2 separate regions of the Homo sapiens genome follow, and region 1 is linked to region 2. The links are chromatin contacts, found by Hi-C in ENCODE. All regions are on one chromosome and are shown on one strand. The core of a region is the stretch at or near the end of the contact, and the rest is flanking DNA. Distances in the headings are between cores, read along the strand shown. Region 1 overlaps LOC105374660 (a long non-coding RNA gene). Region 2 has its middle 81 kb from the start of CTD-2154B17.1.

What was found. A loop is a pair of places that touch in the nucleus more often than their neighbours do. Pooled maps may share reads with other maps.
Region 1: a map with no recorded cell type shows a loop between it and region 2 (11-fold over the local background). The contact joins two enhancer-like sites. A Hi-C loop is called at or near these places in 1 of 168 maps with a recorded cell type or tissue (endothelial cell of umbilical vein), 3 of 37 single-sample maps with no recorded cell type and 6 of 50 pooled maps.

The regions. Positions count from the first base shown.
Region 1 is chr5:13,475,377-13,478,699 of GRCh38, reverse strand. The region is part of intron 4 of LOC105374660 (a long non-coding RNA gene); the gene reads left to right. Among named protein-coding and RNA genes, the nearest start is that of DNAH5-AS1, 380 kb to the left of the region's middle. Within about 2 kb of position 1,404, at least 2 of the 41 ENCODE cell types and tissues checked have a DNase peak (open chromatin) inside an H3K27ac peak, as active enhancers do.
Region 2 is chr5:10,866,371-10,870,002 of GRCh38, reverse strand. No RefSeq gene overlaps it. Among named protein-coding and RNA genes, the nearest start is that of CTD-2154B17.1, 81 kb to the right of the region's middle. Within about 2 kb of position 2,207, at least 2 of the 41 ENCODE cell types and tissues checked have a DNase peak (open chromatin) inside an H3K27ac peak, as active enhancers do.

The DNA.
Region 1 (3,323 bases), core at 155-2,654, 2.6 Mb before region 2:
TTTAACATCTGATGATATTGAATGTTCCTTTTTTTCAACTCCCTTTTCCTCTTTTCACCTTTAAATTAAAAATTTCTCATTTCTAGTCTAACAGAGTGCCTCCAAATCATGTGAGATTCCCAAGATCACAGAATTAACAGAATATTTTAACCTTATTAATACATGTGATTAGTGGTTTTAACTTAAAAAAAAAAGATTGTCTCTCTAAACAATATCCTGTTGAAGCTGAAAACTCCCACAAGGGGATTTAGAATGTGGTGTTTGAGAGCGTGGGCTCCGGGGACCAGCTTCCTGGTTTAATGGCCACCTTCGCCTGTGCTAGCTATGTGACTTTTGGGGGGGGTCCCTCTACCTCGCTACAACCAAGTTTCAGCACCTGAAAAATGGAAGCAAAACGTGACATCAGCCTCATAAGGAGCTAGCTGGAAGGAAGGGTTGAATGAATTAATTCATGTAAAGCATTTCAGTGACTGGGGAAAGTCAGCATCTCATCCATGCATCCCATAAATGGGTATAAGTTGGATGACTTCTAGGTCCCAGACACTGTCCTAGGTACCAGTAAAATATAAACATCCACATATGTATTTTAGCTGGTGCTGACAATTGTTAGGAAGAATGATGAATTAGAGAAAGGGGATGTATCAGTAAGACTTCTGCAGAAAAACAGAACCAATAGAATGTATGTCTATACGTAGGCTAAAATCTGTTTATTTTGTTTAAAGTTTGCTTTAAAAATATTTATTTCATCTAAAACACATTTTCATTGTAACAACTCCCTGGTAACCAGGTAGTAGAAGAGAAGGCTTAAAACTTCCATGTAACTTTAATTGCTGGAGACAAGTGATATTTATCAAATGTATCTGACCATTCTTGATGGGCCAAATTGGATTAGGTCAATTCAATATAGTGACCTTGCCTTACAGACAGATCTGTGGTCAGATGGAAAACTTACAGAATAGCAGGCTGTATCAGTCAGTATTCCCCAGAGAAACAGCACCAGTAAAGTATATATGTATTTCGAGAGAAGGAGAGAGGGAGAGACGGACATTGTAAGGAAGTGATTCATGTGGTTGTTATTGTGCGGGCTGCCAAGTCCATGATCTGTAGGGTAGACTAGGTGGGTTGGAAACCTAAGTACTACTACTCCTTTTTATTTTTTTTTCTTTCCCACATGGTGCTGATGTAATGCACTACTTCTATGTTGCAGTCTTGAGGCAAAATTCCTTCTTGGGAAAACCTCAGTTTTTGCTCTTAAGAACTTCAACTGATTTCATAAGTCCCACACACATTATCAAGGGTAATCTTTATCTAAAGTCCTCTATAGATGTTAATCACATCTACAGGATACATTCCCACCAACATCGTCATTAGTATTTGACCAAACAATTGGGCACTGTAGCCGAGCCAGGTTGACTCATCAAATTAACCTGGCCAGGGGGAGTGTGTGTTCCCTCATCAGAGAGTCGTAGGTGAGCTTCTGAGGAGGTGATGGATTTGAGCAGAGACCCAAGTGAAGATGAAGAGGGGGCATGCAGATACTGGTGACCAGCAGCCCGCAGCATTGTCCACTTACTTTGGTAGTGCCATGGAAAGTTAAATTTCATCCTGGCATCCTGGATCAATGTATCTAGTTGGTTTTTTTAAATGATAAACAAGAAGCCAAACTCTTGTGACATTTTAGAAGTTAAAATTGTTCAGGAATACTCATAAATGCACAAGACACACCTGACTATGCATGTGTGTGTGCACGTGTGCACATGCATACACACACACACACACACACACACACACACACTTCCTTTTCCTTCCGGAGATGGTCTTTTCTGTGGTCTTAAATAAGCTTATGTGTTCTGAAAGAGAGCTCTTGCTGTTCCTTTATCATTTAGCTCCAAACAGTGCAGATTTAGAAGTGCATTCCCGGGGATAATGCTGAGCATTGGGTAAGTTTTTTTTTTTTTTTTTTTTTTTTTTGAGGGGGTATGTTAAATGAGAAAATGTTTAACTTCTATAGAATTTTCACTGCCAGGACCTCATGCATTCTTTCCAGTAGAGTTTTATTTTATATGTATTCACTTTGGTTTGCCTGTGAGGTGTTGTGGCTGTAATGCCCGAGGGATCATTTGTACACCAGGAAACTCAAAGATGGTAAACCACGGCTGAGCCTTGTCTTATTCTGTGCGGCATGTAACCTTTCACATTATTCTAATGAAAATGACATTTATGATTGCAGCCTTCTGTGAACTTTCAAAAGCCAGCTGTAATAAAATTGCTGCCTAGGTTTTCTATAGCATCTTTAACTTTGACTTGTGTAGCAATATACCAGGGAAAAAAAGAAATGAAAGCAAACTTTTATTTTCCAAGAAATTAAATTTGATATCAATGTTTTATGTCCACACTGAATTAAAATCTATAAAATTTTAGGAAACTGAAGGTCTGAAAAAAATAAAAGGTTGTCTCACGGGATTTTTTCCTTTGGTTGAGGTTTGCAGCCTAGTTTTGTTCCTCCAAAGGGATTGAGATGGTTCCCAGTGGAGCTTCCCTGTGCTAAGTCTCTGAACTTTTTGGAATTACCCCTTGAAAAAGATCAACATATTCTGCCTTGGTTATTGGGAAGCTGACAAGATATGTTGAGGTTTTAAATCGGGGGCTCCTCTGATATTATTTGTATTAGTCTGTTTTCATGCTGCCGATAAGGACGTACCTGAGACTGGGCAATTTACAAGAGAAAGAGGTTTAATTGGACTTACAGTTTCACATGGCTAATGAGGCCTCACAATCATGGTGGAAGGCAAGGAGGAGCCAGTCACATCTTACATGGATGGTGGCAGGCAAAGGGAGAGTAGGGGAACTCCTCTTTATAAAACCATCAGATCTCATGAGACTTATTCACTATCATGAGAACAGCATGGGAAAGACTTGCCCCCCATGATTCAATTACATCCCACCAGGTTCCTCCCACAACACATGGGAATTCAAGATGAGATTTGGGTGGGGACACAGCCAGACCATATCATTCCACCCTGGCCCCTCCCAAATCTCATGTCCTCACATTTAAAAACCAATCATGCCTTCCCAACAGTCTTCCATGGTCTTAACTCATTTCAGCATTAACTCAAAAGTCCACAGTCCAGTGTCTCATCTGAGACAAGGCAAGTCCCTTCCACCTATGAGCCTGTAAAATCAAAAGCAAGTTAGTTACTTCCTAGACACAACAGGGGTACAGGCATTGGGTAATACAGCCATTCCAAATGGGAGAAATTGGCCAAAACAAAGTGGGTACAGGCCCCATGCAAGTCCAAAATCCAGCAGGGCAGTCAAATCTT
Region 2 (3,632 bases), core at 958-3,457:
AAAGAAACCATTTAAATAGCTCTTCCAATGCTGCATTTTTAAAAAAAAAATCTAATTTTTCCTTAAGCTTTCTCTTTCCTTTCCTGTTCCCAGCCCTTGCTTTGTTTATCCAAGTTTGTGTAGCAAGAATGATAATAATGCCTATCTTTGATTAACTCTTAGTATGTGCTAGTTTCCATGAAAGGGCATTATCTGTTTGCTTTCTATTACCCAGCACAGGAGGCATAATTATCACCTTTTTGCACCTCAGCAAACTGAGATTCATAGGATTATAGTCGCCCAAAGTCAGATAGCTTGCCATTGAACTTGCCCTCCCCTGGAAGTGTGAGCCTTTACCACTCTTGCCTCCCAGGAGATGAGAAGTGGCACAGAATGGCTTTTATGGAAGAAGAGTTTATAGGGCTGCAGTGCCAATTGATTTCTTTTAATTTTATAGATGTTTTATAAGTTCTCTTCTGAATTCACACTGAACCTCACACAAAGTATAAGGCTGTAGTCAAGTTCAAGGTAGAGAGGAAGGAAGGAGGGGAGGGAGGAAGGAAGGAAAGGAAGAGTTTAGGATAATGTTATTTTAAACCTAGGAGAAAATTCTACAAATAGCCTAAGTTTCCATCCACCTTTCCCTAAAATAGATCATTATTCTGATGATTATTTCTCCAAATGAATTGAATAAAAAGAGAATTGCCCTGTTGTAGGTTTTCCCATTGGCTTTACATCTCTGAAGCAAAAGCTGTCAATTTGTCAGAGGATCTATTCTTTACAGCTTATTGAGCCTGGGGCAAAGAAACTCAGCTACGGAGAGCATTAAATCAAGCTGGGGCTGGCCTCGGCCACGTTCCACAGCGGCTGGGATGTTATGCACGTTGTGGAAGACTCCACAGAGAGACGAGGGGCTCGGGTGGATTCTACCTCCTGTTCTCTAAGGGCCAGTGCCAAAAAGATAAAATAACTGTCTCAGATGAGAAGTTTCTGATTTACTGCTATTTTTTTTCCTGTGTTCACAGAATGGAAAAAGCTGCTTTGAAGCCATTGTTTTTCATTGGGTTTAAGGAGTTGAGTTTATAAAACAAATAGCTCTGCGATAGTAAGCAATGTGCTAAGAGATGAAGCCCCAGGAAAGCTCCATTGGGCCAAATAAAAGCTTTGAATCCAGGGGAGTAAAGGCAGGGCATTTGTCATCCAGATTTAAGTAATCGACTTTCATTCGCCCCACCCACCTCCCCAGGTAGCAGGTGCACTCATCACACAGAATGTTATAAAGGGCGCTGGCAACAGCGGTAGGAGGAGGATGAACTGACCCAATAAAGTATTCCCAAGGCCTGTTGGGAAAGACAGTTGTAAATGGAAAACAATTACTGCTAATAGGGTAAAGCACTTGTAGTTTACAAAGTATTTTCACCGGCCGTATCCATTCGTTTGATCTTATATTTACAATTTCCAAACACACAACTCCCATGGTCCTTCTGGGAGTTCCTGTCCTGAAACGCATCCTCTGAGGCTGGGTTCTCCCAGGAGGCCCTGAGCAAGGACCCAGGCCCCGGGGATTTCCTGAGGATGTTCTCCCGCAGGGACAGAAAGAGGTGGGCAAAGCCAAGTAGGGAGGAGGAGAAGCCAGCAACAGTGCATTTTCAGGGGTGGTCACGGACTCAGCTTCAACCCAAGGGGCCCCTAGAGTATAGGTTGTGCCTTGGATTCTGTCCCACCCTTAGCGACGGAGACAATTGGCTTTTGAACCATGGGCAACTCTTGTGGGAGGCGAGGGTAACCTAAACATCCAGGCCCTTCCATCTCCTGCAAGAGAGTTAAGGTTGGTTCACAGATCCGGAAAAGGGCCCTGGAGAGGCACCAAGGCCCTCTGCTCCATGTGCCCCCCCCTCTCCGCACCTGCTCCACATACCTTGGCTGTCCTCCCTCATAGCACTCCTCTGTGAACCTGAGGAACTCCTGCTAGTACTTCAAAACCCCGTCCAGGTGTTAGTGACACATTCTTTGATTGCCAGTAACCCAAGCAAAAAACCTCTTCTTTGATGCTCTTCCTTTGACTGGAATATCCTTCGAAGAGCTGCACTTGTCGTTAAAATTTTAATGACTCGTTCCCCAAGGGCCACAGTGTTACTGGTGGAGGGTGTCCAGGTTCCCAAGAATTGGACAAAACACACAAAGCAAGGAAAGAATGAAGCAACAAACAGAGAGATGTGTTGAAAGTACACTCCACGGTGTGGGAGCGGGCCTGAGTATAGGGGCTCAAGAGCCCAGTTACAGAATTTTCTGGGGTTTAAATACTCTCTAGAGGTTTCCATTGGTTACTTGGTGTACGCCCTATGTAAATGAAGAGGATGAAGTAAAGTTACAAAGTCATTTACTTGGTGCACGCCCTATGTAAATGAAGAGGATATTTCCTGTCATAGCTGAAGCATTTCCACTTGATTTAGTTCTGGGAAGTCCTTAGGTTCCCTGCCTCCAGGCCCTCTTCTCCTAGTAAGCTTGATCCCAGGGAACAGACATTATTGTATTATCTTTATTGTAGTTGTATTATATAACTACTTTATGATAGTTGTACCTATTTGGGGAGTACATGTGATATATTGATACCTGTACACAGTGTGTAATGATCAAGTCAGGGTAATTGAGATATTCATCACTTCAAACATTTATCTTTTCTTTGTGTTGGGGACATTACAATTCTCTTCTAGCTCTTTTGAAATATACAATAGATTATTTCAACTACAATTTCTCTACGATTAAATACTACAACTTACTCTTTCTAATTGTATTTTTGTACCCATTAACCAACCTCTCCCAGATATTAATGCTTCTCTCTAAGACCTTAATTTTCCCCAGTGAGGCAATGGGGAAAGCGAGCCCCCTGGCTGCGGTTTACTGAGGTGGTGTTAAAAGACTCCCAGTGACAGCAAAGTTTGTTTGCCAAGTCATTCTTCTGAAGGGGACCATGTGAACAAATCCCTAAGAAAAGCTAATGCCAAGTACTCAGCATCACCCTTCAGAGCACAATACACGGTACTTCAAGAGTTTTAAAAAGAGAGTTCCTCAAAAACTCAAGCTGTTTTTATTTTCCTGGATACTTATGTAGTGATCATATCCATTGTGAGGTTGCCCTCGGGATGTTGGGATTTTCTAAGGAACGTAAAGTCCCCAAGATTAAAGCAATGTTGTAGTCAAGAAGTTTCTCTTACTTTCACCCCATATTTAGGTGTATATTTCACTGATGTTCCAAGTATAGAAACACATTTAGCAAATAATTTTGATCTTTGAAGAAGTTCTCTTTTCAACTTTATCAGGCAAGTTCACAGATGCATTTTACAAGGCAAATCGGGAAAAAAAAGGAGATCAATTCTACTGCCGAGAAGGAATCTAGGTCAATTTTATAGATTCACACTCAAATGAAATCCACACAAGAACAAAATTCAAGACATTGGTTAAAAGAAAAATCATACCAAGTACCAAGATAAGTTAAATTGCTATATATGTACAGTTCGATAAATTGAAAACATCCTAGATCTTTACCAAAATTAATTTCTCTGGCATCTTACAGAAGCATCTGTGGGCTTCCAGTAATTTGTACTTTTAAAAATCTTATACAACAGTGTTCCTACAAAAAGAAAGTAAACACT